Linked DNA regions of Homo sapiens: regions 1 and 3 are each linked to region 2. The links are chromatin loops, found by intact Hi-C in ENCODE. Cell type or tissue: heart right ventricle. All regions are shown on one strand. Links, peaks and the distances in the headings refer to the core of each region. The heading gives the core; the rest is flanking DNA.

Region 1 (10,048 bases), core at 638-8,637, 210 kb before region 2:
ACAGAAAAGCTCATGAAGTTTCATTTCCAGTCACAAAAATAATTTCATGGGACCCACCTGGAAATTATAAGCAGAAATTGGAATGAATATTAGCACGGAGGACGTAGTTGTGTGCTATAAGGACCATTTCTAGGTTAAGCTTTCTGTTTAAGTGTGTGGTGAACTGCACACTCCTTTTATTAGGTTGGGACAAAAGTCACTGCATTTTTTGCCATTACTTTCAACGGCAAAAACCACAATGACTTTTGCCCCAACCTAATAGTTCTGGAAACTGCTCTCCAACAAAGTTGTATAGCTGAGCTTGGGATGGGACCAATGATTTGGGCTTATAATTGAATATAATTGGAAGACAAGTTCAGGGAAAATGCCAAATCATTACTTTTTTCCTGTGCCTTTCTAGATAAAGTCTAGAAGTTTCTTCTTCCTTATTGAATCTGACCTTTTAAGAAATTTAGTTTTTATCTTTCCCAAAGGAATCATTTTTCATGTGGAATTCAATTTGCTTCAAGTTTCTGTCTCTTCTGCTTAGTTTAAAAGATGAGGCCAAGGCCCTCTGAATGTTTTGTTACTGATATCTGCTATTTTTCACTCTCAGCCCTGTCATAAATTACATGGTGGTAAGCTTTGTCTCCTATTCTGTAATTGCAAAGCAGGCCTAGGCGAGGTCTTTTAACATAATCTGTTGTAAGGTATCCTGTTTGCCTAAGAACACAGCAGCATCTGTGTTACCAGGGTACGACAGCATCACTATCGGTCATACCTTAATTGCAAACAGAGCCAAACATGTTGGCCTATTGTAGCCATTCAAAATGTTGCAAGGCAGAAGAGAATTGTTCTCCTTATATATCCTCTGCTGGCCTTGGGCAAGTCCCTAAATTTTTGGCTTTGAAACTTCTTATCTTTGAAACTGTGATGGAAATTATCTCTAAAACCCTTTCTAGCCCTCTCCTTCCTCAGAGAAATGTTTTCCAAGCTCTGTTTTGTGAAAAGTTCATAGTTGTACTGGGTTGGGGGTTCTCTGGTTGAATAAATTCAGGAAATGCTTCTTATCTTATTTATCTCTTAGTTACAGGCACACTTGCATATTAATACATAGTAAGTCCATGGTTAAGAAAACTGTTTAACAATATTTAATTAAGCATTTCTCAAATACAGGTGAAGATGCAATTTTAAGCATTTGTATTTGTTTTGCTAAGTGACGGTCACTTTCCTGTGAAGGGTTCTAGAAGCGTGGTTGGGAAAGATTTCTGCTCTGTGTTTTTAAGATAAGGAACACACAACCGTGTCTCTGATTTCAAAATGACATGGTATAAGCTCCATTGCTATTTAATTAGAAAGTGGTTGTTTGAGGCCGGGCACTGTGGCTCATGCCTGTAATCGCAGCACTTTGGGAGGCTGAGGCGAGAGGATTATTTGAGTCTGGGAGTTTGAGACCAGCCTGGGCAATATAGGGAGACTCTGTCTCTATTAAAAAAAAAAAATAGCCGGGCATGGTGGCACATGCCTGTAGTCCCAGCTACTCGGGAGGCTGAAGCAGGAGAATCACTTGAACCTAGGAGGTCAAAGCTGCAGTGAGCTGTGATTGTGCCAATGCAATCCAGCCTAGGTGACAGAGTGAGACTCTATCTCAGAAAGAAAGAGAGATAAAGAGAGAAGAAGGAAGGGAGAAAGGAAAAGAGGAAGGAAGAGAGAAAGAAAATTGTGCATTTTAAACAAGTTTCTAGGCAGTTGGTTTCACCTCTTTTGTTTTTGTTTTTTTTTTTGAGACGGGGTCTCACCCTGTCACCCAGGATGGCATGCAGTGGTGTGATCATGGCTCACTGCAGCCCCAATCTTCTGGGCTCAAGCAATCCTCCTGCCTCAGCCTCCTGAGTAGCTAGGACTATAGGTGCAGGCCGCCATGCCTGCCTAATTTTTTTTTTAATTTTTAGTAGAGACAAGGTCCTGCAATACTTTCCAGGCTGGTCTGAAATTCCAGAGCTCAAACTATCCTCCCATCTCGGCCTCCCAAACTGCTGGGATTACAGGCATGAGTCACCACACCTGGCCAGTTTCTTGACTATAATAAATCATCAACCAAATTGTGGTTCAACTAACACAAGTCAAATTTGGAGGACTATGATTAGGAAAGAATCACTTTATTGCTTAACATTCAAAAAAATCAAAGTTTCAATATTGGATTGCCTGCTCCCCCACTTTGCCCCTGTCCTGCCTTGTAAAAGGCAAGGAACCAATGCAATGCAGGTTATTTTTAAACTAGCACCCTATTTTAGCCCCTGAAAATAGCTGTAGCTCTGTACTTGGTTTCTTCTCTCATTTAATATCAAGTAGGAATAATACTTCGAGATTTAAAGGAGTAGGAAAAACTAGCCTCCATTACATTTTAAATGCAGGCTAACAAGAATAAAGAATGCAACGATGAAAGACTTCCATCCTTATGGTAAAAATCCCAAGACACTAACAAAAAACACATTAGGCTAAAATATGGAATCACTATCATGAGAATGCAAGGCATTAGGTGTAATCAGAAGATTTCAGTTGATGCGACTGGCCTTTGGCAGCAGCTGACACATGACAGCTCTGCAAATGGCAAGCATTTTATCAACGAGCAATCCAGTTGTGATTCTTTGTCTGGCGCCTGGTGCTACAGCCAAGTCAGGAGGACGTTATCAGAGGCACCAAGTTCCAGGCAGTAGCCTGGACCAGGGGAAGGGCACATAGGGTGACCCATGAGGATGGCTGTCTACCCGAGTCATTTCAAAACAAAATAAAAAAGCCACTTAGCTGGGGAAGAGAGTAAGCCAGGACTCTTCAATTAATCAAACTTTGCATTTGGCCAATGTGTTTCAAATAGTCTTGTTTTCCAGTGGATTGATTATAGGCCTTACATTAAATTAATATCTCACAACGGGTGCTGCTGGTTACATCTTTATTGGAGGAATTAAATGTTTTACCCTCACATTTAAAGCAATTATGCCAGTTTCCTCCTATTTCTTAGCCAATGTGTGTATCTGATGCCAAGGATATTTGTCCTAAGGGTCTTTTTCCATTTAAACTGTCTTCATAACTTTTCCAATATGCAAAATTCCCGGTGTTCAAAAATAACTGTGAGAAAAGTTGGATTGTGGGTGGTGGATAATCCAGCCCAACATCAGGGCATTACTGACGAAAGGAAAAAAATGCCTCTTTCCTGAGTCTTTCCGGATGAGGTCATTGTTTTCAGACAGCTTGTATACCTAATATAAAAAGGCTCAAAGTCCACGGCTCGTCTCATACCAGGAGTTTGTCAGGGAACTGTTTCCAAAGCCATAATGAATAATCAGGCTGTTAGTAAAAGAAGCCTCTCCAAGTTATAGCATTTTTTAAAAATTCTAGTAGTGAAGAAAATAATTAAAAGCCCATCTGGTTGAGATAGTAATTCATTAAGGAAAAAGAGGAGGCAGAAGGCTGGGGAATAATCGATCCTTTTCTTTCTTTATTTCATGTGTTTCAGTTATTGTGAAATGATAGTGATCAAAATCTGGATTCTGGATTGTGCAGAATGCAGGAAAATCCTAGGAACATTCTTGGCGTGTTCTAATAGTGGCTTCCCAGAAACGAGTGTTTTCAGTGGGTGTGGCGTCATTGAGCTGATGTGCTTTTGCAAGGGGTCTCTTTAGAAGTGGTAGGGGCAGGGTCGAGAGAAGAAGGGGATGCAGAATCTGTACATGAGGAAGGAGCCAGAGTCACTCAGGAAACTCCTCATTCTTCCTGCGCTGGCTGTGGCACACCCACCGGTGGCACACCCCTCCCTCGGGTCCAGTTCAGCCCACAGACTCCTGGGAGGAGAGCCAGGGCCCCAGCCTCTCCTTTGAGGAGTGTTGCAGCCTTTCTGTGTGCCAGATGCCTAGTGAAGAAAAGCTGAAACCCTGGAGCTTTGTGCATGTTAATGACCTTGGAAATGACTGAGCTCACGGACCCTCATCACACCATGGGAGACTACAAAGGTTAGACCGTCCATTTTGTAAAGTCAGCATATATTCTGTCTGGGGTCGACCGTGTCTTTAAAGATGAGGAAAGATGCAGGGCTTTTCCATTTGATAAAATTGTTTTACACTTATGATAATAAGTAAAAGATTGTTTTACAATCTATTTCTGTGATAGTACATATCTGTATAAAATGCACATCTTATTTGTCAACATATTTACATATATTCTTAATATAACAGGATGTTAAAATCGACATGACTCTTTTGTAGCAGTAGCCCAGCTCAACTCAACCAACAGTAGGTTGGTCCTTTGGGCACATTAAAAGGCATCTTCAGTGACTGTGGGCAAACACCTGTGATCCTATTTCTGGGCATTTTGTTTGAGTTTGGATGTCATCTCTAGGATGCTTTCCCTACAGTTGTGTTTGATGGGAGAGTTTGTTCCGTGGTGAGGCTGGCTGGCTTCAGGAGTGCCCCGGCTGGTCCTGCTCAGCATCCCCAGGGGCCGACAGCCAACACCACGTCCAACAGAACTGCAGAGGGTGGCCCCACGCAGTCTCACAGGCTGCTCCATTGAAACCTAGGGACTGTGGCGATCGGTTGCTGATTCCTTTGATACTGGACCCCTTAAGATAAGAGAGTGTAACTTATTTTGGTTCCTGGAGAGTAGACTCGTGGGTAATTCCAGATACGGCAGGTAGGCTGGGCCCCCTCCCTCCTTCACTTCCAATCTCGCCACTCTTCTCTGTTTCGCAGGACCTCCGGTGAGCTTGGGTTTGCCTTTGTACCCAGGACTGGTAGGACTGGGGAGCCGGGTCTGCTACACTTCACATGTATACACTTGTTACGAGGTACAAAGGAATCTGAGGTTGGCACACGCTGTAACTGATGAATAATTCATGGTGGCTTTTTATGCCACACAGTTTTCTCCTGTAAATGAGCATGATTTTGAAAGACTATGCTGATTTAAAAGTCCAGTAATGTGGTTTCCTATTCCTCACTGACCTGCCTTGGACGTTTACTGGAAAGACGAAAGTTGACAAACATTAGAATAGGAAAACTTAAAGTGGACGATGGCCCCACGTGGGTGGTCAGCCAAGAACAGCCCTCCCCTGTTCTTTCTAAAGGATAACGTCACCTCAGGTTTACACAAGATTCTTTGACATTCTGGACTTTCCTCAAATATAGAATTTGAATTTTAATAAGGACACTATGCATATTAATTAGAATGCATTCGTGTATTCCTGATACATTTAGAGTGGAAAACTATGATGCTATGTCTTTTCCAACTGAATGGGGTCCTAGTGATAAAATTAGAATATCTCAAGATGTCTAGATGTCTTTATTTAAATGAATTTAAAGTCCTCTGTTTTTCTTGTACTGTACAAAGAGTGGATTTTAGTTTGGCTTTCCAGAAAGATAGGGCAGGTTTTGGAAGAAATCTTACACGCAGAGAGACTGTAAGTAAACAGAGTAAGTGATACATCTAATTATATTTTTAGTGGTCAAGCCAGAAAGAACAACGTTCTTTCTCTTCCTTGTTTTTTAACTACTCTCCTCCCTTCTACTCCGTGGCATATTTTTAAGGTATTTGGAGTCTTTCCACTTGCTACCAGCTGGAATCTACAGAAACCGTATCTCTAGAACACTCAGCAGTTGACTTGAAGCTCAGTCATAATTAAATTGGAAGTTGGCAAATTATTCCAAGACTTAAAAACAGGCACACCTTATGTTTGGAACATAAGGGGTTTTGCTACTCTGCATTGTTTTAAATGTACTCTCTATAGGGAATATGGGCAATACTTTTAATTAGCTTTTTTTAAACAAAAGGATATTTTGAAAGGATATGTAATAAATAAGTCTGACCCTGCTTACATTTTATTTATTATTCTCAGTAGCTGGTTCCCGGATGTTTTAAAACAACAGCAAAGCTTGCAGCTGTTCATCCATCTCTCTTTAGTAAGAGAAGATCATCCTGTCCTTTCTCTCCTGGCACAGCTTGAAAGCATTAGCTAGTTAGGTGGCTGCTGATTTAAGACTTTGATACAGTGACTTACAACCTTCTGCTCTAAAGGATATACTTAGAGCTAGTGTTTGTTTACAATTAATAGTAATTTAGGACTTTGAGATAGTCAGCCGTTAATTTTATATTAAAATCTGACTGCTGACATGTATGTCTCCATCGTTAACATAGTTTAAATATTGGGGTGGTAGCCAGGATAGCAATTCAGAATATTGGGATTTTACAAGACTTATCACTAAATGTCATTCATTTCCAAAAAGAGGGAAAATGCATCGTGCCGATTAGCACTACTTTTAGGTTTCATATGAGAGAATGGAAATGCCAGACAGGTTTTCCTGCTTCCAAAGGCAGTCACAGCTGCCACTGCAAATGAGCGCTGCCACAGTCGGTGACCAGTGGGTCAATCAGAGCATGACATTGCCAGGAACGTGCCCCAGGAGTGGGAGCAGGCAGCATGCTCGGAGAATTGGGCACTGGATTTCCATAAAACAGTCAGCAATAGACTGAGTCTTAGGAGCTTCTGTCTGAGTCATAGGCTCCCCAGGCTTGTGACCACACCAGGGTACCTTGAATATCTTCCTGGAACAGGAACTCCCCAAGCCTGCTATCACTCTTCTTTGTAATATTTTGCCTGGGAAACATATGTCCTGCTGTCATGTGAATTGAAGTGGCGTAGAGAGTTAGAAGGGGATGTAGTATACACAGTGCTCTTGGGAAAATGCCAGCATGTTCATGGGGTGGCATTATTTTGTGGGAAGCACATCCCTGGTGACTATTTTTAAATGGTTTAGGCCAGGCGTGATGGCTCATGCCTATAATCCCAGCACTTTGGGAGGCTGAGGCGGGCAGATCACTTGAGGTCAGAAGTTCGAGACCAGACTGGCCAACGTGGTGAAACCTCATTTCTACTAAAAATACAAAATTAGCCAGGCATGGTGACACACGCCTGTAATCCCAGCTACTCAGGAGGCTGAGGCAGGAGAATCACTTGAACCCAAGAGGCGGAGGTTGCGTTGAGCTGAGATCGTGCCACTGCACTCAAGCCTGGGCAAAAAGAGCAAAACTCTCTCTCTCAATATAAAAATTAAAATAAAAAATATATAAAATGGCTAAAATGGTCTGGTAGCCCCATTTTCCATATATAAGGTAATGCTGGTTGTATGACTAGCTAAATGTACCTGCAGATTCATGGATTAATCAGCCACTTCACTGATTGTGGCTCTTGGCCCCACCCACATCTTTATTTTTTTACATTTAGAGTGACTGTCACTGTAATAGTCTGTCTCTAATTGGTAGCTTCATCAGGGAGGGTCTCCTGGTGAGTCATAGAGCCATCCCTATACTTGGCATTGGAGCTGTTAAGTAACATTCTGCTGTAATTAATTTACAAGCACTTTTCAACAGGTGGCAGGCACCATGCTAGGGACTGTTCAGAATAAATCTCTGTCATTTAGAATGATAATCCTGGAAGGTCCACTGGCATATATGGGCAACTAACCAACATGAGACATTATGTAATGACCTGAGCAAGAGTGGAGAATGCAAGTGTTGGGATAAATGATGTGAGAGGATGTCATCATCTAAAGATGTTAGAAAGCTGGCTAGGGAAGGCCCGGGGGATCCTTCGGGATATAGATGACCTCGCTGGTTAGAAGGGGCAGATCTGAGCATGGGTCACCATGGCTCCAGTATGAAGGAAGGGTGCCTCTTGTCCTCAGAAACCATTTCTGCCCCTTCCACACTGCCAGAGCCACAGAGGATTGGGGATTTATTTTCCCCTTGCTAACATGATTGTTCTTTGGTAAATTTCAAAGTGATTTTAACAAATATAAATGCATAACTATGGACTTGTAGAAGGAAAGCATGCTCCTTTTGAGCATGATGCACTGGTGAAGTGCTTGAGCTCTAGAAGCAGAGAGATTTGGTCAGATGGCAGCTTGGACACCTACTAGCTGTGTAATCTTGGCCAAATTTCTCAACTTCTCTAAGCCTCAGTTTCCACATCTGTAAAATAGAGATAACAATACTGTCTGCTTTATAAGATTGTGAGGATGAAGTGAGAATATCTATAAGACTCATGGCACAGTGCCTCCCGCGTAATAATGAATGGGTTATATAATTGGCAATTAGAGTTCCATCTGGGAGATTCAGATTCTTGCAAATTATTTATAACGTTGAACAGTGCTATGAATCCAAGGCCTTGATTCTAGTTTGGTAATTTTATTTTAGTTTTATGTCTGTGTGTTTTGCTTATTTTTAATTATAAAAATCATGTAAGAATAGGCTTTCATTGTAAAAATTTCAAACACTACATGAGAGGCAAAAGCTCCCTTTGACCGCTGCCCAAAATTAGGGGATAACAACTATTAGCTGTTTTATTTATCTATTTTATTTTCATCAAAGTAATCCATATTCCTAGTTTTAAAAGGCAGATAGTGTCTTCTCGCATGAATGGGAGACAAAGGAATGAGAGAGCCAAAGAGTATAGAGTTTTTCTGGCCTGACTTCTTAGGATGACGAAAACTGGGGCATTTCTGTTCCAGAATGTGGCATTTCCCAATGAGACATTTTGCATTTTTATGTTTCATGGTTGAATAAACATGCAATTTATTAAAAGGTTTAAGATATTTCTTTTTTTTTTTTTTTTTTGAGACGGAGTTTTGTTCTTGTTACCCAGGCTGGAGTGCAATGGCAGGATCTCGGCTCACTGCAACCTCCACCTCCAGGGTTCCAGCAATTCTCCTGCCTCAGCCTCCTGAGTAGCTGGGACCACAGGCACACGCCACCACGCCCGGCTAATTTTGTAATTTTTAGTAGAGACAAGGTTTCTCCATGTTGGTCAGGCTGGTCTCAAACTCCCGACCTCAGGTGATCCACCCGCCTAGGCCTCCCAGAGTGCTGGGATTACAGACATGAGCCACCACTCCCGGCAAGGTTTAAGATATTTCTAACTTGGCCTGTTTGGTGGGGAGAAAATTAATAGCAAACAACAGGGGTCTGGCAAGCCCTCAGAAGAGCAGGCAGCACACTTTTTCTGTAAAGAGCCAGATAGTAAGATTTTAGGTTTGATGAGACATATGGTTGGTGTCATGCTGCTTTCTTTCTCTTTCTTTCTTTCCTTCTTTCTTTCTTTTTCATCATGCTGACACAGAAGGGCAAGACAGCATGTAGAAATATGCGTGACCTCTTGACGGCTAAGTTCATAACTGGCACACTGTCACTTCTTTATTCTATAAGCCAGATGAGTCACATCATCAATTCCAGTCTCAAAGTGAGAGGGCATTCAAAGTTACATGGCAAAGGGCATGGATATAAGGAGGGGTGATAAATTCAGCCAATGATATAATCCACCATAGCTTCTATGCAGTACCAGTGGTATTGGCATGAATAGACATGCACTGAGACTCAGTGAAATAAAATTATTATGCTCAGTTAACCTGAAATACTTTATTCTTGGTTTAAAAAAGAAAATAAAAAGACAATCTAACCCTAGGGAACTTTCTAACAAACTCAAGGAAATGGTACACAGATGAAACCAATGAATAAGATGTTTATAGAGCAAACAGCTAAGAAATACAAGATTTGAATGCTTTGTGTGATTAGCCTAAAGCATACTTTTTCTGTGAAGGGCACAATAGTAAATATTTGAGTCTTTGTGAGCCAAATGGTCTCTGCTGCAACTACTCAAGTCTGAGATTGTAGCACAAAAGCAGCCGTAGACAATACATAAATAAATGGACATGGCTGCTTTCAACAGAACTTCATTTACAAACACAGGCAGCAGGCATTAGTTTACAGACCACTGCCCTAGACTACTGAAAGAAATAAGAAAGAGTCAGCTGTGGAAGACTTCTTGAAAAAGAATCCGTGGTTTCAAAGGCGATAAAGATTAGTTTAGCTTAACGAGACATGCTTTAGAAATGAAGTCAGAAAACAATTATATGATTGTTCAATAAATTTGCCAACAGGTTAATGTAGTTAGTTCAGTCAGAATGAAAACAATAATGAAAACTCATCATTCTTTCAAAATATTACTTGGTACTAATTATTTCTGCTC
Region 2 (10,048 bases), core at 936-8,935:
CATGAGATTAAGCCTGGGAAGTGCTTGGCACAGGGCTTCCACGTAGTAAGTGGGCAGTAGACATTCGTTGCCATCGATATTCTTGGGTTGCTACTTAAGAGGTTTCATTTTGACATTAAGTTTGGAAAATGTGAGATCCTGGCCACTTGAAACTGAAGGACTACCTGTGGTTAATAATTATCTCACAGAGATGGATACAGGTTCAGCTTTTTCAGGGGGTAGCATCTCCTTGTAAAGGAGGAATACATTTTGATTGTGCCACTTCTATATTTTGATTAGGAAATGGATCTAGAAATTGCACTTTATTATTATTATTATTATTATTATTATTATTATTTTGAGGCAGAGTTTCACTCTTGTTGCCCAGGCTGGAGTGCAGTGGCACAATCTCGGTTCACTGCACCCTCCGCCTCCCAAGTTCAAGCGATTCTCCTACCTCAGCCTCCCAAGTAGCTGGGATTACAGGTGCCTGCCACCACACCCAGTTAATTTTATTGTATTTTTAGTAGAGATGGGGTTTCACCATGTTGGCCAGGCTGGTCTCAAACTCCTGACCTCAGGTGATCCACCCGCCTCGGCCTCCCAAAGTGCTGGGATTACAGGTGTGAGCCACTGCGCCCAGCCTGCACATTTCTTGAATAGTGTTATGTGAGTCTTTCCTTTTTCAACATACTCAGAGGTAGAATTTTCTCATATTGAGATATGCCTGTGATTGGTATAACTCTAGCAGGAAAGCGCTTGTGCACGGCAGGTCCTGGGGAGGAGGCCCAGAAGTGATGCACCTGGTGCACCTCCACCTGGGTGTGGTGTGATTTCTCCCAGCCACTTCCACCCTAGCATCTCAAAGATACCAGGGGCATTGGCTGAAAAAGACTGATCACAGTCTTCCAGCAATGAGTCAAATCACTGCCTGACCTGAATTGGCCAGATATGTTTGCCTTCATTGCTTCAACTGTGAACAGCATAGTGAGACAACACCCTTGTCTGAAGGAGTTTCTTTGGCTCAGTGGTGCCCACATTCAAGGTATTAAACACCAATAGAAACTACTGAGAAGGCAAGGTCTTATTCCTATTGTAGAACTATAAGTTACTCTCTTTAGGAAATGGCTGCAACAGAGGGGAGGAAGTGTTCCAAAATGAGGCCTTGAGTTTTCTCTGCAGAGCTTTCCAGAATATGTTAAACAGAAGCAGGAGGCAGCTGATCCTAGTTCATAAGTTTCCTTCCTGCTCACATAACCACCTCTCACTCTCCACGTTCTTCAGGTATATACTATGAAGTCCAGTTTCTTTCATCCTTCCCAAAGGCCGACCCACCAGCCTTACCTCAGTGACTCTCTATATAGTTAGGCTCAAATCGTGTAATTAACATAAGTCAAGTGTCTGCAAACTAAGTATTTGTTTACAAGTAATAAATTCTAGCTCATTCCCTCAACTAGGATTTGTGCCTTCTGTGTACCTGTGGAAAGCATTGGGTATAGACAGTGGTTAAAAAATAAACTCTATGAGGGCAGAGAGCATGACTAAAGTTAATGAGGGAGACAGACACGATGCAAGGAAAACAATAAATATATAATTACACATTTTACTCATGAAGGAAAAAAGAATGACACTATGAGAGAAAACAACATGGGGAACCAACTCTGGATTGAATCAGGGAGGTCCTCTCTGAGGAGGTGATATTTAAGCCAAGACTGAAGGAAGAGAATCATCCAAGTAAAATTGGGAGCTAGGGCATTTCAGGCAGAGGGAGCAGTAAGCGAGGATGAGAACTCCGAGGCAGCTTTGTGCGCTGTGTTCTGTGAGTGATGACAGGTGAGAGACGAGGTAGGAGGGGAAGGCAGGGATAGAATCCTGAGGCCCTGGTTGTTGTGATTTTATTCTGAATGGATGCTTCTGTTAGGTCTGTTCTCATGCCGCTAGTAGACATATACCCAAGACTGGGTAATTTATAAAGGAAAGTGGCTTAATGGACTCCAGTTCCACATGGCTGGGGAGGCCTCACAATCATGGCAGAAGGCAAATAAGAAACAAAGTCATGTCTTACGTGGTGGCAGGCAAGAGAGCTTGTGCAGGGAAACTCCCATTTATAAAATCATCAGTCTCGTGAGACTTATTCACTATCACAAGAATAGTATGGGGGAAACTGCCCCATGATTCAATTATCTCCACCTGGACCTATCCTTGACACGTGGGGATTATTACAATTCAAGGTGAAACGTGGGTGGAGACACAGCCAAACTATATCAATGCTGGAGACAAAAGCAGAGTAGTGACCATCCAAATTATGTTCTTGAAAGGTCTCTCGGCTGAGTGCGGTGGCTCACGCCTGTAATCCCAGCACTTGGGGAGGTGGAGGCGGGCAGATCACGAGGTCAGGAGATCAAGACCATCCTGGCTAACACGGTGAAACCCTGTCTCTACTAAAAATACAAAAAATTAGCCGGGCATGGTGGCAGGTGCCTGTAGTTCTAGCTACTCGGGAGGCTGAGGCAGGAGAAAAGTGTGAACCTGGGAGGCGGAGCTTGCAGTGAGCCAAGATCGCACCACTGCACTCCAGCCTGGGCGACAGAGTGAGACTCCGTCTCAAAAAAAAAAAAAAGGTCTCTCTATCCATTGCCTGCCAGGTGGATTTGATTTGAAGAAGGGAGGGGAGAAGGCAGAAAACTCACAGGGAGGCCATTGCAATAATCTGGATGAATGGAGGTGGTGACTGGGGCTGGGACTACGGCAGTAGAGAGGGAGAGAAATGGGAAGCTTTGAGGTGTGCTCAAAGGTAAACCAGAAATTCTCGTAGGGGACAAGGAGCAGGAAGGGCCAGAGAAAGGCCTCCCCATGCCTTTTCAAAACTGGATCGTACAACTAGTTTGCATTTACCTTTCCTTCTAGGTTGTATTTTACCTTATTCAAAAAGGTGATAAGTGTTTCTTTTTTTCACTAGCTGAGTTTTTAGTAAAGCTTAAGGGCCCAGGACAGTCTAGATTCTGAAGCCAGGGTCCGAAGTCTTACAAGTCACTGTTTATTTTACAGCCTACCAGGACATCCTCGGAAAGTATTTATTCTAGGCCAGGCTCCAGTATTCCTGGCTCACCAGGTCATACTATCTATGTAAGTATCTACTTCTGGAAGTGACATTTCTGGGACAGGTAAATTAGTGGATTGTAATAGCAGAATGGGTAATCCAAAACAAAAACTGATTCAAAGTGATTTCTATTTTTGTTATGAGACCTGATTTTCATTTTTGTAGAACAGTCTCCTCAATCACTTTTACCTTTAGGTAATTACATTTATGTGACCATCAACAGAGTGATCAGACGACCTGTAAAATGTAGTAATATGTTGCGGGACTTAAAAAATTCTTGCACCTAAGACTCCGTCTCAAAAAAAAAAATTCTTGCACCTAAATTGCATATAGATATTTGGGGATTAAATATATATTTTATGAAGCTGATACTGAGTGTTCCTAAATTCTACCACAAAGATATTTAAATATTTAGTTTATTAATTATGCAGTTCTTGTTTTTAGCCATCTGAGAGGATTATTGGACCATCTGTTTGAGCTTTTTCCTTTACTATCATAAATTCAGGAAATTATCCTTAAGGTTTGCACATTTATCTATTTCATGAATTCTACACAGATTTTTTCCTAAGCGTTCAGTGACTTTTTTAAAAAAACATGATTAATATATGGTATAAAGGGCAACTTCTGAAGAGTATAACTGTGTTAGGCAAGATGTTTTGGTTTTTGTTTATTTTAAGGCCTTCACTTTTTAAACAACAGGAAATGCGCCAACTACAGTTTCCTAAAGCAGTCAGACTACAAGGTAATTGTTCTTTCTGGTTAACTTTGCCAGGCAAAAGTAGACAATGAGATCCTGGATTACAAGGATTTAGCAGCCATTCCGAAGGTCAAGGCAATTTATGACATTGAACGTCCAGATCTTATTACCTATGAGCCTTTCTACACTTCGGGCTATGATGACAAACAGGAGAGACAGAGCCTTGGAGAGGTAATACATTCCTACTGGTTGTGAGTTGTACAACAATTTACCTTCCCTTTTGTCACATTTGTAATAACTACCATTTGGAGTTCAGGTAAATCAGGTGGTCTTTTGTCTGCCTAGTATTTGCAGATTTCTAGACCAGGTGCTTTGAGGTATTCAGAAGCCCATCATGAGAAGTGGGAGAACAGAACAATGGCACATCAAACAACAGTGAAGACCAGCTAAACATTAGCATGCTGGGATGGAAGCTGTCGGGAGGTGGGGAGGGGGTGGGGATTGTGTGAGCTGGGCAGAGCAAATAAGGGAGTGAGGGTCTCCTGGGGGTCTTAGTCTAGTGATAAGCTTTAAGTATATTCATGGCATCATGAGGAGAGAGAACACACCCCCTAAATTTTGGTAATTACAGTTTTCAGCAACTTAAGAAAGTTAGCATGTGAAAGAAAAAATAAAGTAGAGCGCATGGGGCAACAGTCTAGCACAGGAGTGTGAGCCAGCATTCTGGAATCAAATTACCTGGTCTCAACCCAGGGATCACCACATGCCGATTGTTTGACTTTGACCATGTGACAGCCATTCTGCTGCTAGTTTCCTGGACCAGGTACAGTGCTCATACCTGTAATCCCAACATTTTGGGAGGCTGAGGGCCGGAGGATTGCTTCAGGCCAGGAGTTGAAGACCACCCTGGACAACATAGTTGAGACCTCATCTATATATATTAAAAAAATAAGAAAAATGGTCCTAGTTTCTTCATCTGTAAAACAGATAGGGTGATGATAGAATCTACCTCATAGGGTGTTAGTGAGGATTAAGCAAGCTAATCTATGTAAAGCAATTATCAGAGGCCAGACTTGGGGGAAATACTGAGCATGTGGCAATTTCTACCATTGTTGCTACCTGTCCTCTTGGGGCTCGTTAATACTCGGCCTGCAGACCCATCTGCTGCGGGACCAGAGCCTCTCAGCCCCTTGGGGTCCTCCCCTCCCCGGTCCCATCTCAGGGTTGAAGGTTCTCTGTGGTCGCTTCCTACCCAAGTCCGTTTCCCCTGGCCAATCGGCTCACTCTCATTTTTTTCTCTTTTATTTTTTGAATTAGAATCATCTGTAGACTGATTTTAGTCCACAAAGATGTTAACAAATAGCTGACAAATCAGCTATTCAACAAAGGTTAAAACAGAATATAAACAATCTAGCATCTCACAGTGCTTTGAGGTCTTGGAGAAGAAAAGGCATGAAAATGTGATTCTGTTTAATTGTTCTCAATTCCAGATGTATAATATTATTTGATAATTATATTTATGTTTATTTTTTATTTTATATATATTGTTCCTTTTATTTATTTACTTTCTAATCTGGGTTTTATTCCAGAGCATAGCTCTGCGTGGAAAAGGTCCCTGTGGCAGGAAGTGATATCCATTTTCATGTAGTGCCACCTAGTGGTCACTTAGCTGTAGCTGCACTTGCGGCCGCTCTCAAGCGCAGGTGCATTGGCCCGGGTTGTCAGTTGCCATTGAACCCCACAGAGTTTCGTAGGGCATAAGAGGCGAGGGGAAGTTCCTGAACAAAGTGCATAGAGATTGGCCTTGGACCCTGTGGATGAGAATTTACTAATGTTTAACCCATACAAGCAAGGGGATGTGAGTTTTTTTAATGGTGTTAAGGATTTGGGGTTCATGGTGTGCAGTGTACGTGTCTGTGTGCGTTTCCCAGCAGCTCCATCAAGGCAGTAAAACATTAAGCACTCAAGAGTTTGGGCTTTGAGGTGAAAATCTCTGCATTTAAAACCAGACTCTGCCAGACATGGTGACTCATGTCCGTAATACCAGCACTTTAGGAGGCCAAGGCCAAGGTGGGTGGATTGCTTGAGACCAAGAGTTTGAGACCAGCCTGGACAACATACCAAAATTCCATCTCTACAGAAAAAAAATACAAAAATTAGCCAGGAATGATGGCACACGCCTGTAGTCCCAGCAACTTGGGAGGCTGAGATGGGAGGATCACTTGAGCCCAGGAGGTTGAGGCTGCATTGAGCCATGATCATGCCATTGTACTCCGGCCTGGGTGATAGAGTGACACCCTGTCTCAAAAACAAAACAAAGCAAACAAAACAAAAACCACCACCACAAAAAAAGAAAAAAAGAAAAACCAGACCGATGCTGACTAACCACATAACTTTGGGGAAATTATATACCTCAATCTCCTTATCTGCAAACTCAAGATAGAGAACAAGAATACCTATGCTAGAAGTTTTCTGTAAAGAGTAAGTGAGCTATTTACATTAGAACAGTACTGGGCACATAATAAGTGCTTAAGAAAAATGCTGGCTACTCTCGTAATCAGCATACTTACTGTCATAACCTGGAATTATGTCCCATGGTTTTCTCTATGCATAGAGGGTGCCCCTGGGATCAGAAATCAGATATATTAGTGAACTCTTTCCCAATACTTGCATCTTGCAACTGAGAGAAATTTACAAGCTGTTCTATTATTTATTCCATTAAAGTTTAACACACTTCTTTTATAGACCTCATATACATATTGCCTTTTTTTTTTTTTTTTTTTTTTGAGGTGGAGTCTCACTCTGTCACCCAGCTGGAGTGTAGTGGTGCAATCTTGGCTCACTGCAACCTCTGCCTCCCAGGTTCAAGCAGTTCTGCTGCCTCAGCTTCCCAAGTAGCTGAGACTACGGGCATGTGCCACCATGCTGGGCTAATTTTTGTATTTTCAGTAGAGTTGGGGTTTCTCCATGTTGGCCAGGCTGGTCGTGAACTCCTGACCTCAAGTGATCCACCCGCCTTGGCCTCACAAGGTGCTGGGATTACAGGTGTGAGCCACCGCACCTGGCCTTTATACATATTGCCATTTAAGAAACACTGCAAGAGTCAGATTAGTTCTGTGCAGCCATTGGTGCCTCCAGGGCCTTGCTGTCAGTGCAGGTGCAGACCTGGGCCCTGACCTTGAGACCAGCCTTCACCCAGCTGAGACCCCCTAGAGACAGGCTGTAGCTGCAGAGGAGACCCTGGAGCTTGTGAAGGCTTAGAATACAGACAGTCCGCCCACTTACTATAGAATGTGGGGAAAAGGGCAAATTCTAAAACTGAGAAGTCCACCCCTGGCTGTGTTCTCCATAGCTCTGTTTGAATTTCATTTCTATTTGAAAGCTTTTTGCATTTTAATTGTAAACATTTTATTCATCTGGAAAATACTTGAGCAACTACTGTGTCCCAGGAGCTGCTGTCATCACTGGGAATATGTAGTTGTAAACAAACAGTCCTTGCCCTCATGGAGCTTGTGGCATCACGTGGGAGACAGACAGTAAAGAAACAGATATGTAATATAATTTTACAGAGTGGTAGGGCTCTGAGGAGAAATGAAGCAGAGTAAAGAGAAAGCGTACCAGGGGCTGGGTTGCTCCTCTGGACAGAATGGTCACGGAGATGCTGTGTGACAGTGGGTTTGAGCAGAGACATCAGCGCTGACAGGGAATGAGCCCTGCAGGTGTCTGGGTGAAAAGCACTGGCAGCAGAAGAGACAGCAAGTGCAAAGGCCCTGAGGTGACAGAAAGCTTGGCCTGTTGATGGCCCCAAGGAAGCCTGTGTGCCTAGGAGGATGGAAGCCAGAGGTGAATGATAGTGAGATTGGCGAGGTGAATGATAGTGAGATTGGCGATGCAGCCAAGGCAGGATGCCCCATGCCTGGTCACCAAAGTCCTATTTTAGTTATCAAACTATTTTATGGTGATTGCTGTGGTTGTAATTTAGTCAACAACCATGTGAACAAGATCCTATGTTTCAGTAGATGCTGTAACTCATCATAGTAAAATGAGCGTAGTTTGAATATATAAGGGAAATGGTTCCAACTTGTCTAGCTTAATCACCTAAGTATGTATCACAATCATATCTAGTCATGGTTCTTTTTTTTTTTTTTTTTTTTTTGAGACAGAGTCTCGCTCTGTCTCCCAGGCTGGAGTGCAGTGGCGTGATCTCGGCTCACTGCAAGCTTCGCCTTCCGGGTTCACGCCATTCTCCTGCCTCAGCCTCCCAAGTAGCTGGGACTACAGGCGCCCGCCACCGCGCCTGGCTAATTTTTTGTAGTTTTTAGTAGAGACGGGGTTTCACCATGTTAGCCAGGATGGTCTCGATCTCCTGACCTTGTGGTCCGCCAGCCTCAGCCTCCCAAAGTGCTGGGATTACAGACGTGAGCCACCGCACCCGGCCTATTCATGGTTCTTAGGCAGAGATGTGCACCAGAATCTCCCCGGAACTTTGTCAGAGTCTACCTGTCTGAGCCCCATGGCAGATGCATTTGTACCTGATCAGAAGACAGGGAGATGTGGAGGGATGCTGGCAGGTACATGTTGGCTAATATTTACAGCTGACTCTGATAAACAACTCTAATTAAAACTGGCAAAGAGGCCAGGCGCGGTGGCTCACGCCTGTAATCCCAAAACTTTGGGAGGCTAAGGGGGGCGGATCATGAGGTCAGAAGATAGAGACCATCCTGACTAACGCAGTGAAACCCCATCTCTACTAAAAATACAAAAAAAGTAGCTGGGGGTGGTGGCGGCGCCTGTAGTCCCAGCTACTTGGGAGGCTGAGGCAGGAGAATCGCTTGAACCTGGGAGGCGGAGATTGCAGTAAACCGAGATTGCGCCACTGCACTCCAGCCTGGGCGACAGAGCGAGACTCCATCTCAAACAAACAAACAAACAAACAAAACGGCAAAGAGTTAACAAACATTGTGACTTTAAATTCTCTTTTATTTTTCTAGTCTCCGAGGACTTTGTCTCCTACTCCATCAGCAGAAGTAAGTACCATTTCTTTTTATCATTTTAATGGGTGGAATTTGAGAATTGCTTGGCCCTTCCCTAGACTGGGATTTTTGAAAAAGAACATAACATACAAAAGAACAGAAAAACTGCATGTGGGGTTATGGTGGCTTTGGGGATTACCTCCGTGAAAGAGGAGACTCTAAGACACAGCAATATATTTCTCTTAAATTGGAGACCAGGGAGTAAAAATGGCCTCACTTTAATCTGTGTCTGTGCCTGTAAGTGGAAGCAAAGTGTCTGCAGGAACATAAGTCACTTGTCCCAATGTGGGGCTCTTTGTCCGCATCTATAATTAATTTTTCTGAACCCTAATATACTGAAATGGCCAACAGCCATCATGGCGTATTCTATAAGCAGAGCCATCTTGATGGGAGGTTACTCTGTTTAGTCTGAAATCAATCATCTGATCCTAAAACCAAGCAACTTTCTGGATATTATGAAACTGGACTACTTTTAGGGAATCTCTGTAATTCAAAGTAGTAAAAATACCATAATATTTTCATGGTTTATGACTGCTATGAATTATTAATTTCTACCTATATTCTAATAATTTGCATTGAATTTATGAAGAATTAATTTCTATTGACCAACTGTGCAAGCTTGAAGCACATAATCTGGGGACTTTTTGTTTTGTTGTTGTTTTATTTAATTTATTGTTATAGACAACTAGTATCAAGCCAAAGTTTCCCCTTGCCATTTGCTCTCAAATTCCACAAAGCTATGGTTACTGAGGTGTTCATTTAGTCGTTATTAATGCATTCTTTCAAACTTTTTACTTTTATTGTGCTAGTAGAAATTTCATAGGACAACAGATTCCTAAAATGTAAAATATTCTTTGTACTCTTTCAACTCTTTAGACAGTTTTATATTGTGTGTGTGCATGTGGTTTTTTGTACTTATTACCTAATATATCCTTTTCTAGATTTGGAGATAGGTGACATTTTAGTGGTGCTATGATATTCCATTGAATTCGCATGTCATAATTTCCTTTTTTTTTGAGACAGAGTCTCACTCTGTTGCCCAGGCTGGGGTGTAGTGGCACAATCTTGGCTCACTGCAACCTCTGCCTCCTGGGTTCTAGTGATTCTCCTGTCTCAGCCTCCCAAGTAGCTGGGATTACAGGTGCACACCACCATGCTCAGCTAATTTATGTATGTTTAGTAGAGACAGGGTTTCACCATGTTGGGCAGGCTGGTCGCAAACTCCTGACCTCAGGTGAT
Region 3 (10,048 bases), core at 1,471-9,470, 150 kb before region 2:
CATTTCTAACACTTCCCAGATAATGTTGATGTTCTTGATTCAGGGACCACATTTTGACACTGTGCAGGTAATCTGTCGTTTCTGTGGGTAAAATGACCAGCCCTACAGGTGGGTAAGTCAAAATTTTTATAGAAGTAGCTTCTTCATTCCCTTTTGCAAATATCATCTGGCTCACCATGCACAGATGGCAAAAAGAAGGTAAAGAACATCACTGTCACTCTGGCTCTCCAGCAGGATGAAACAAAGCCATGTTTCATAATGAAGCAGACCTGTGAGATCCCAGTGGCCAAGAAACTGCTGTCAGTATATGATACTGGGAGCAAAGGTTGGCAGGAAGTTTAAGTTACTTTTTCATGGGGGCGAGTTGGGGCTCAGCGTGACTTGGAGAAGGCAACATTAATTCAGAATGAAGGCACAGGTGTGCATATTCTGCAGGCATCACTCCTATGTTTCCAAGACTTAGATGAGCATGTTTACCTGGAATCATAGAGCTATTTGGAATTTTTGGGTAAAAGTTCATTAACAATACAAAAATTAGCCAGGCATGGTGATGCATGCCTGTAGTCTCAGCTACTCAGGAAGCTGAGGTGGGAGGATGGCTTGAGCCTAGGAGGCAGAGGTTGCAGTGAGCTGAGATCGCCATGCACTCCAGCCTGAGCAATAGAGCCAGACCTTGTCTCAGAAAACAAACGAAAAAAAGGGAAAAGAGTTAATCAGCTATCTTGGCTCACAAAGGCTACCACTCCCTCTTTAATCTTTGAGGAATTGAAATATGTTGTTTAGGCTTGGAGTGTTTCATTTACTACCACTGTACAATATTTACTGTTCATTTGGTGGAAGTAGATCATCATAAAGGCCTTTATCCTCCTTGTCTTTATGCTGAGCAGGTGAGGAGAAGGAAGAAGAGGAGGGTTTGGTCTTGCTGTCTCAGGGGTGGCAGAGGTAGAAGAAAATCTGTGTGCAAGGGGATCTGTGCAGTTCAAACCCGTGTTGTTCAAGAGTCAACTGCATTCTGTCTATGTTCTAGTAGTCTGTATTTTTTCTTCTGTTTATTTCTGTTGTTCTCTATTTGAAACATGAGAAGGGAAAAGTTTAAGAAGAATTAAGAAAAGTGGGTCAGGCACAGTGGCTTATACCTATAATACCAGCAATTTGGGAGGCTAAAGCAGGCAGATCACTTGAGCTCGGAAGTGTGAGACCCTGTCTCTCCAAAAAACAAAATTCCCCCCATCCCCCGACAAAAATTTAGCCATGCATGGTGGTGTGTGCCTGTAGTCCCAGCTACTTAAGAGGCTGCAGTGGTGGGAGGATCATCTGAGCCTGGAGGTCGAGGATGCGATGAGCCATGAACGTGCCATTGCACTCCAGCCCGGGCAATAGAGTGAGACCCTGTCTCAAAAAAAAAAAAAAAAAGAAAAAGAAAAGTGGATGATAGGAAAAGGTGGCAAGGTTGTTCCTCATTGGAGTATCTGATGGGGAATGGGAGAGAAGGCTGAGTACTCCCTTCCTGGAAAAATGATAGGGGCTATGGGTGCCTGGGTCCATGGACCATCTCATAGTGACACATGAGCTAGGTGGGTGTCTACTGGACTGCTGCCATGTGCCACTTGAGGGACACCTTCTGAATGGCCATCAAGGAGCAGTTTTAGGACTGATGGGGATTGGAGTCCGCAGGACGAGAGCCCAGTTATGCTGAGCACTAAAGAAGGATTGGATGCCCCTCTGTCCCTGCTTACCTGGAAAATGCTACCACTTCTGGCATGTGTAGAGGTCCTAGCCTAAAACTCAGAAATAGCAATGAGCCATAGCGAAGGGCTTCTAGTAGCGGCCTGATCACATTACAATTTTCTTGAGGTCTCTTATCTGTGAGGCACTTCGAGAATAACTCGACACACTGGAAAGATCCTACATTTAGTGGATGAATGGGTTAGCAGGTGTTGAGAGGGATGCTGATGGAGAATGCAAAATGGAGGGGACACCAGGTGATAGAATGGGGGTGAACAATCTTCTATGGGGGTTCTAAGGAAGGAAGAGCTATAGTCCCAAGGGAATCAGAAAAGGCTTTATGGAAAAGGGGGCATTTAAGATTGGTATTTGAGGAGTTCTGTAGGTTTCTTAATGTTGGGGATGGTGTTTGATTCAACCTATATTCATTACACAGTGTCTGCTCCATAGTAAGCACTCAGTGAATGTTGAATGAACTAATAAGTGAATGAATGAGGTGTATGGGTCGGGGAGATGGTTATTCTTATTTGGGAAATTTTTTTTAGACTCTAATATGAGATAAGCCATCTAGATATAGCAACACATAAAATGCAGTTCTTGACCTGAAAGCACTCACTTTCTAGCAAGAAACAGACACACATAGATAAGTCATTATGATACAATGTGAAATGTACTCAAAGGGGAACTATGAAAGTAATATGGGACTGCAGGACAGAAAGTGATGAATGCTATTGGATGGTCATGGAAGATTGGGCTTTGAAGGATGAACAGGAATGCAATAGTGGATAAAAAGAGGATGGCGAGAAAGGGACTCAAGTGGGTAAAACAGAAGCAATAAAGTATGCCTCCTGTCTGAGGAGATGCAAGCAGCTCAGTTTAGCATTTTGGCCACATCATACAGCAATGGACATAAGGAGAGGTAAGTAGGGGGGTTTTGTGGGTCACATTGAGCTAAGGATGATTAGAACTGGGGTCAGACGTATGGATGCCCCGAGAATCAGGCAGGTGACCTGAGTGGAGCCTGGGGCAAACTACAGAGCATGGCCCTCCCTAAAGGGAAGAGTTACTTTGTCCTTCATCCTAGGTTCCACGGAGGGATGCAGGTCAAGTTGCCAGGCCTTGCAGTTTTCAAGAGCAGCTGGAAATAGGGATTTTTATGTAAAATCTCCAGATGTTTAAATATTGGCAAATGATTTCACTTTCTCTTTAAAAAATATTGTGTGTGGCCAGGCACAGTGGCTCATGCCTGTAATTCCAACACTTTGGGAGGCTGAGGTGGGCGGATCACTTGAGGTCAGGAGTTCAAGACCAGCCTGGGCAACATGGTGAAACCCCGTCTCTACTAAAAATACAAAAAAATTAGCTGGGCCTGATGGTGCATAACTGTAATTCCAGCTACTCGGGAGGCTGAGGCAGAAGAATCGCTTGAACCCAGGAGGTGGAGGTTGCAGTGAGCCAAGATCACGCCACTGCACTCCAGCCTGGGCGATAGAGTGAGACTTCTTCTGAAGAAAAAAAAATATTGTGTGGGCCAAACAAAACATGTCTGTGGGTAGGACTCAGTCAAAGGGCCTCTCGATTATGGTTTGGAGTTTAATGACCTGTCCACCATGCCTACCCCAGGAAGAAACACACTTTTACACAGCAAGACCCAGGATTCATATACACATGCATATAAATGGCTGAAATAAAACTCACATGAAGCAATACTTACCTTTACTCTCTGCTAGTTTCTTTTCTACTTTTTAAGTATGCCGGTGATGATCCATTAAACTTATTTTATGTTCCAGTGGTTCAAGACCCAAAGTTTGAAAAGCATTGGCTTAGACCCTCTACACTAACTAATTAAACTTTTATTGATGAAACAGAATAAGGTACTTCTGTGGGCAACCATGTTTCCATTCTGAGTACTCCTGTTATTGTGATAATAGGTATGTTTGGGTTACGTTGGGTTTCTTCACTTGCAACGGGACAGGTTTTGACAAAAGAATGTCTGAATCTTTCATTTGCCACTTTATCCTTAACAGAAGTTGGCCGGAATTTGGTGTCATCTGTCTTGGGTGCTTGATACAATTAAGAACTAACCCAACTGTTAAATTCAGAGTAAAATACTGTTTGAATTCCAGCTGGAAGTCCAAAGAAAACACTCGTAGAGCCCATGTCAGCTTTCAAGCCTGGTATTTCTGGAATTGCTTTTTCAGTTGGGATCACTTTTCCCTATGAGTCTGCCTCTCCTCTTTGTGTTCACCACGCTTACCTTGTTTCCTTGCTTTTGTATCACAGCCAGGGAGGGAGGAGCAAGATCAGGACCAGGACTATCTGCCATGCATCGTCCCATCCCTCAGTGACCAGCTGTTCATCTACATTGTCGAGCATTACATGCTGGATAGCATTCATTTTTGATGTGTAAGAGCTTTTCCAGAAAAAAAATATCATTTCAGCCAGGCACAGTGGCTCACGCCTGTAATCCTAGCACTTTGGGAGGCCAAGGCAGGTGAATTGTTTGAGGTCAGGAGTTCGAGACCAGCCTGGGCAACATAGTGAAACCTCGTCTCTACTAAAAATAAAAAAATTAGCCAGGCATGGTGGTGCATGCCTGTAATCCCAGCTGCTCGGGAGGCTGAGGCAGGAGAATTGCTTGAACCTGGGAGGTGGACGTTGCAGTGAGCTAAGATCGTGCCACTGCGCTCCAGCCTGGGTGACAGAGCAAGACACTGTCTCAAAAAAAAAAAGAAAAGAAAGAAAGAGAAAGAAAAAAAAAAGAAAAAATATAATTTAAGGGCTTTGGAGAGAGTTCACCCCTCCCTCAGGAATGTCCAAAAGGTGAGTTGTCAGCAGGCCTTCCATGCAGCAGGAAAGGTTTAACCATTCCTTGGGTGCAGGGCATGTCTGTCATCACCCCTATCTTGACTTGAAAGCACCCTTGCAATATACAACAGGATTCAAAAAGCACTTGGACTTTTGCAACAAGAGCCCAGGAGTGGCTTCTTGCCATTGGAGAGAGTTGATATGATGGAGACACCCCCAGGGAAAGGCCATCCCTGCCATGAAAACCACACGACCACAGTGAGGCAACACTAATATGGTAGTTTTGCATAATAAGTAGGCAAAGATGCCAACTACTAAACATGAATCAGGCAAGCAAGGCCAGCCAGAGAGTCGGCAGTCAACACAGTACTTTCAGGTTGGGGGCTAGCGTGGTGCAAGATGACCAGGAGCAGCATTGGAGACGAGATTGGAAGGCACCTTGTTGACAGGGCCTGTGCCTTGCCTCTCCAGGGCACTGTTCTCATCTGAGTTGGGGGCAGCACCCTCTGGAGTTGTGCAGCCACAGCCTGCACATCTTTACCCAGGGGCAGTGTGCTTCCAGGGAGCTGGTGCTGCAGTTGGTAGTGGGCAAATCACGTCTCTACCACTTCCTGGAGGACATAGAGCCAAGCTCCTAACCTGTCTCAGAGTCAGGGTTTTTTTCAGTTAAAACAATACTGAGAACACCCAATTTTCTCTCCACATCAGGAGGTTTGATAAGTTATCTGGTGAGTTTGAGCATTGGAAAAAATTATTAGTAGATCACAACAAAATAGGTAGAAAACATGATGGATTATTCATCAGGAGCTAGGCAAGTGGGAGAAAGGGAAACGATTAAATCTAAGAGAACAAAAACCATTGTACAAGAAAGGGAATCTATTCCTAGGAGGCACTACAGAGTCTAGTAGAACAATAATTACATTCGCAAAGTGTAAAACAGTGACCATGGGTTTAACCAAAATTTGTGGTGTAGGCCTATTGGTAAGAGCCGAATCTTCACCTGCAGAAACAGGATGTCAGTAGCTAATGACTGAGTTGATATAAGCATAGTGTTAAGAAAAAACACCAAAAGTTGAGCACATTTGCCTATAGGGGTTGGGAGGAGTGGGGCAGGCAATTACCATCATGCATTATAAGCATATTTGTTTCTTTGGGTTTTTTAAACTTTTTCTTTCTTATAGAGACAGGGTCTTGCTATGTCGCCCAAGCTGGTCTCAAACTCCTGAGCTCAAGCGATCCTACTGCCTTGTACTCCCAAAAGCTGGGATTACACATGTGAGCCACCGCCCACACTTAGCCTAAACTTTGATAAAAAATAAATAAATATGGGGTAAAAAACCCATACTTCCCACTCCATATCTTTATTGTTAGGGTTAATTTAAGTGAAATAGTGTGCGAAAATTTCAAATGTGGCCTGTGCCATGTGCTCAATAAATGTTAATGAAAGTCAGTTGGTCTGTGGAGTTTCTTTAAGCATCAGAGTAGAAGCACAGCCCAGAGCCAAAGGAATGGCCCGAGGTCCCTTGCAGATAAAACAGGACTAAGAAGTAGGTGGTGAGAAGCTGGGCACAGTGGCTCATGCCTGTAATCCCAGCACTTTGGGAGGGCGAGGCGGGTGGATTACCTGAGATCAAGAGTTTGAGACCAGCCTGGCCAATGTGGCGAAACCCCATCTCTACTAAAAATACAAAAAAAAAAATTAGCCAAACGTGTTGGCACGCACCTGTAATCCCAGCTACTCGGGAGGCTGAGGCAGGAGAATCGCTTGAACACAGGAGGCAGAGGTTGCAGTGAGCCAAGATCGCGCCATTGCACTCCAGCCTGGGCAACAAGAGCAAAACTCCATCTCAAAAAAAAAAAAAAAAAAAAAAGTAGGTAGTGAGAAGAATTAAATTTGTAACCAGAAAGAGAGACAGTGTTCAACTGCCTTCGGCCAGGATTTTTCAGAGGCTGAACGCCCTTCACTATAGTATATATCCTTCTCTTTCTCACTTGCCCCTTGTGGTACAGCTGTCCTTCAGTTGCCTTGGTGGCTTTGTAAAATTATTCCCTAAAGCTTCAGGATTTCATAGGTTTGCCTAAAAAGTAAGTCGTGTTTATAAATGAGAGCTCTGCAACCAGTCTTCATGGGTTTGAATCCAGCTTGCCTGTTTACTAATTGTGCCACCTTGGGCAAGTCCCTTAACCTCCTGTTGCCTCAGTTTCCTCATCAGAAAATAAGGACAATAATAGTACCAATTAATAGGGTAATTTTGAAAATTGAATCAATTAATCCACATAAAGCATTTAAAACAACGCCTGGTCACCCATTGCCTCCTGGCACGTAGCTCAGTAATTGCTATTCCTTCTGTTACTACTGTCATTCCTTTCGACTGAGTAAAATCAGGACAATGTGTCCAATGAGATGGAGTTTAGTAACAGATTAGTTTGAGGATCCTGGAAAGTAAGTAGAGCTGAGATAGCTGAGTCAAGGAACCCAGGAGGGTCCACTCCTTTCCACTGGACAGTGTCTTCCAGCTTGCCTAAGTAGAACAACGCTTTGTCACCTTTGTCATGCCACAGTACTCCAGGACCACATCAGTGGCTTCCTGTGGCCAGTAAGCTCTACTGTTCAGTGATAGAAATTCACCAAGGAACTGGACCTGTTGGATTTTCAGTGCCCAGATCCTTTGGGCAAGCAAGCTAATGAGACTGCTCTTTTTGTTGTGGAATGAAATGAGGTGGCTAATGATGCTTTGATGCGGGAACATGATGGCATCATATGAACAGTTGTAAAGTGTTTGAGGCTGGAAGCCATGTGTGCTCAGGACACCCACTGGAGGAAGCTGCCCACCTGCTCTGCAGCAGTCCCTGCTGGCTGTTGGCTATAGGTATGGTTGGGAGGAGTGGGGCAGGCAATTACCATCATGCATTATAAGCATATTTGTTTCTTTGAGTTTTTTAAACTTTTTTTTTCTTATAGAGACAGGGTCTTGCTATGTCTCCCAAGCTGGTCTCAAACTCCTGAGCTCAAGTGATCCTACTGCCTTGTACTCCCAAAATGCTGGGATTACACGTGTGAGCCACCGCCCACACTTAGCCTAAACTTTGATAAAAAATAAATAAATATGAGTAGAACACTACTCATCATGTCCTGTTCTGGGGACATGCCACTTAGCTTTTCCAAGGCTCTGGGGCCACCCAAACTCCTCCCTGCAAGTCAGGTCAGCTGGAAATTGTGCTTTGTTGTGTGGTTCTCATTCAGAGAGCTTAGCCAGGGTTGGTTTGAGACTGGTCCATCAGCTCCTTCCTTCAGCTGTTTTTTTTTTTTTTCTGAGTCAGAGACTTAAATGAGTCTTTTATTTTTTGTCATCGGTTGAGTGGTATTGACATCATTCAAATTACCTAACTGATAGTAGACACTGTTGGTGAACCCAAGGTATTTTTCTGACTTTCAGTTTCACCCAAAGACTGTTGCTCTGGAAAAGAGACAGAAAGCCAGGCTGGTATTCAAAACATGAACATATTGAACATGCATTTATAGAGTGCTGGCTTTGTGCATACAATGGTGCCAGACCCTGGTAATACAATGGCAGTTACCTTGTAATGGAGAAGATGGAAAAGAAAAAAGAAATAGAATGTTTAGACTGTGGTAAATATAAAGAGAGGAAACTGAGATGGGGGTCGGAGGGAGACTGCCTTTAACAAGGTAGTTCAGGGAGAAGTCTCAGAGGAGGTGACCTAGAAGCTTGAGGGTGTGACCAGAAGGAGGAGAGGGAGCTGGGCTCGCAAACAGCTGGGGAAGAGCCTTCTGGGCAGGGAAAAGCATGCCTGGAGATCTTGAAGCAGCAAGAGCCAGAGCTTGGGAGGATGTGGAAAGAGTGTGAGAAGAGGCTGGAAGAGGTGGTGGGGCCAGAGCGCATCTTCCATAGGGCAGTGAAAGAAGGATTAGTGGAGTAATCTGTTTATATTATGCACTTAAAAGATCATTCTGGTTGTTGCATGGCAAAGGGATTTAACAAATGAGTTGACAGTCCACACTATTTGAAGATACACACTTGTGTTTTTCTTTCTTTCTTTCTTTCTTTTTTTTTTTTTGAGACAGAGTTTTGCTCTTATTGCCCAGACTGGAGTGCAATGGCATGATCACGGCTCACTGCAATCTCTGCCCCCCAGGTTCAAGCGATTCTCCTGCTTCAGCCTCTCAAGTAGCTGGGATTACAGGTGCGCACCACCACACCTGGCTAATTTTGTATTTTTAGTAGAGATGGGGTTTCTCCATGTTGGTCAGACTGGTCTCGTCCCAACCTCGGGTGATCCACCCGCCTTGGCCTCCCAAAGTGCTGGGATTACAGACGTGAGCCACCACGCCCAGCCCACACTTGTGTTTTTCATAGCTGTGCCCTGAACCCCTCCTAGCACCTTACTTTAGTGAGGGATCAATTACTCATAGGGATATCCTAATGTTTCTAATTTTCCGGCAAATCTCTGGTGCTGACACTGGTGTTGACATTCCTCTAGGCAAGTTGTGTTTGTGAAAACTCCCTTGTGAGTGGGGCATTGATCTGATGGCATCTCGTTCAGATTTTTTTATATCTGTCTTGTTATGGGCTCTTTCCTAAAAAGGTAGCAGAGATGTAATGATATTGAGGACATTTGCTGGGGTGGGGATGTGTTGGTGAAAAACATGTCTAATACTTTAGTGGGGAGGATGGCATGCATTAATAAGGTGTAGGAGGTGCAATCTCAGCCCACTGCAACCTCTGCCTCCCGGGTTCAAGCGATTCTCCTGTCTCAGCCTCCCCAGTAGCTGGGATTACTGGTGTGTGCCATCACACCTGGCTAATTTTTGTATTTTTAGTAGAGACTGGGTTTCGCCATGTTGGCCAGGTTGTCCTGGAACTCCTGACCTCAGGTGATCCACCTGCCTCAGCCTCCCAACGTGCTGGGAGTACAGGTGTAAGCCACCGCACCCGGCCTACTTTCCAAGTGTTGGAAGGTTACATTTAGGAGTTCCATGGAGGGATTTAAAAATTTTTTCTTCCTCTCCCTTCTCCTCCCAGTCCCATGTTGGATTTTAACATGTTTTTTCTTTTCAAGCCATAGTCTTCACTAAGTGCTTTGTTAAACTTTGGGAGATAATCTTTTCTTCTCCACTCAAGCAGAGGCCATTCTGAAGGTAAATAAGAGAATGATCAACCACCAGGGTTATGCTCCCTTGTCACCGGGATGAATAGAAGAATACCTAGCAAGGTGACAGATTATATGTGTTTGCATTTTCTTGCAGAGGTTACACCCAGCAAAATTAGGTCATAAGAGAGCTTGAAGGAGCCTGAAGTTCAGGTCTGGGAGGAGTCAGGAGCCTAGGTGTTTAGAGAGTAGTTCTAGAATGTGTAGCATTCTAGAATGTTTGACATTGCAAGTTGGATGCTGTGAACACAGGTCTCATGCTTTCATCTCCCAGTGGGTGTGCAGACACTGGAGAGACCCAGGTGAGGGCAGGTTTGTGTCTTTATTCACAGTGCAAGAGCAAGAG

What was found. A loop is a pair of places that touch in the nucleus more often than their neighbours do. Peaks named below come from ENCODE experiments on the same cell type or tissue, not always from the same donor. Only the 100,000 strongest peaks of a DNase experiment are listed, where the experiment ranks them.
Region 1: a loop joins it to region 2, with 2.6 times the contacts of the local background. A loop is called at or near these places in 31 of 110 quality-filtered maps.
Region 3: it touches region 2 in a loop (5-fold over the local background); 4 of 110 quality-filtered maps call a loop at or near these places.

The regions. Positions count from the first base shown.
Region 1 is chr10:114,678,228-114,688,275 of GRCh38, reverse strand. It overlaps a transcript of ABLIM1 not described here. Among named protein-coding and RNA genes, the nearest start is that of ABLIM1, 25 kb to the right of the region's middle. In heart right ventricle, for the core only: no CTCF peak of the experiment used is centred there; DNase peaks (open chromatin) are centred at 2,638, 3,725, 4,595 and 6,451; H3K4me3 peaks cover 4,623 bases; H3K27ac peaks cover 8,000 bases.
Region 2 is chr10:114,466,936-114,476,983 of GRCh38, reverse strand. It overlaps ABLIM1 (actin binding LIM protein 1), which reads left to right. Exons shown (of 23, transcript NM_002313.7): 9 at 3,028-3,105; 10 at 3,852-4,007; 11 at 8,768-8,803. Among named protein-coding and RNA genes, the nearest start is that of AFAP1L2, 67 kb to the right of the region's middle. In heart right ventricle, for the core only: a CTCF peak has its summit at 5,445 (motif pointing left); a DNase peak (open chromatin) is centred at 5,473; H3K27ac peaks cover 4,640 bases.
Region 3 is chr10:114,613,613-114,623,660 of GRCh38, reverse strand. The region is part of intron 1 of ABLIM1 (actin binding LIM protein 1); the gene reads left to right. Among named protein-coding and RNA genes, the nearest start is that of ABLIM1, 40 kb to the left of the region's middle. In heart right ventricle, for the core only: no CTCF peak of the experiment used is centred there; no DNase peak of the experiment used is centred there; H3K27ac peaks cover 7,631 bases.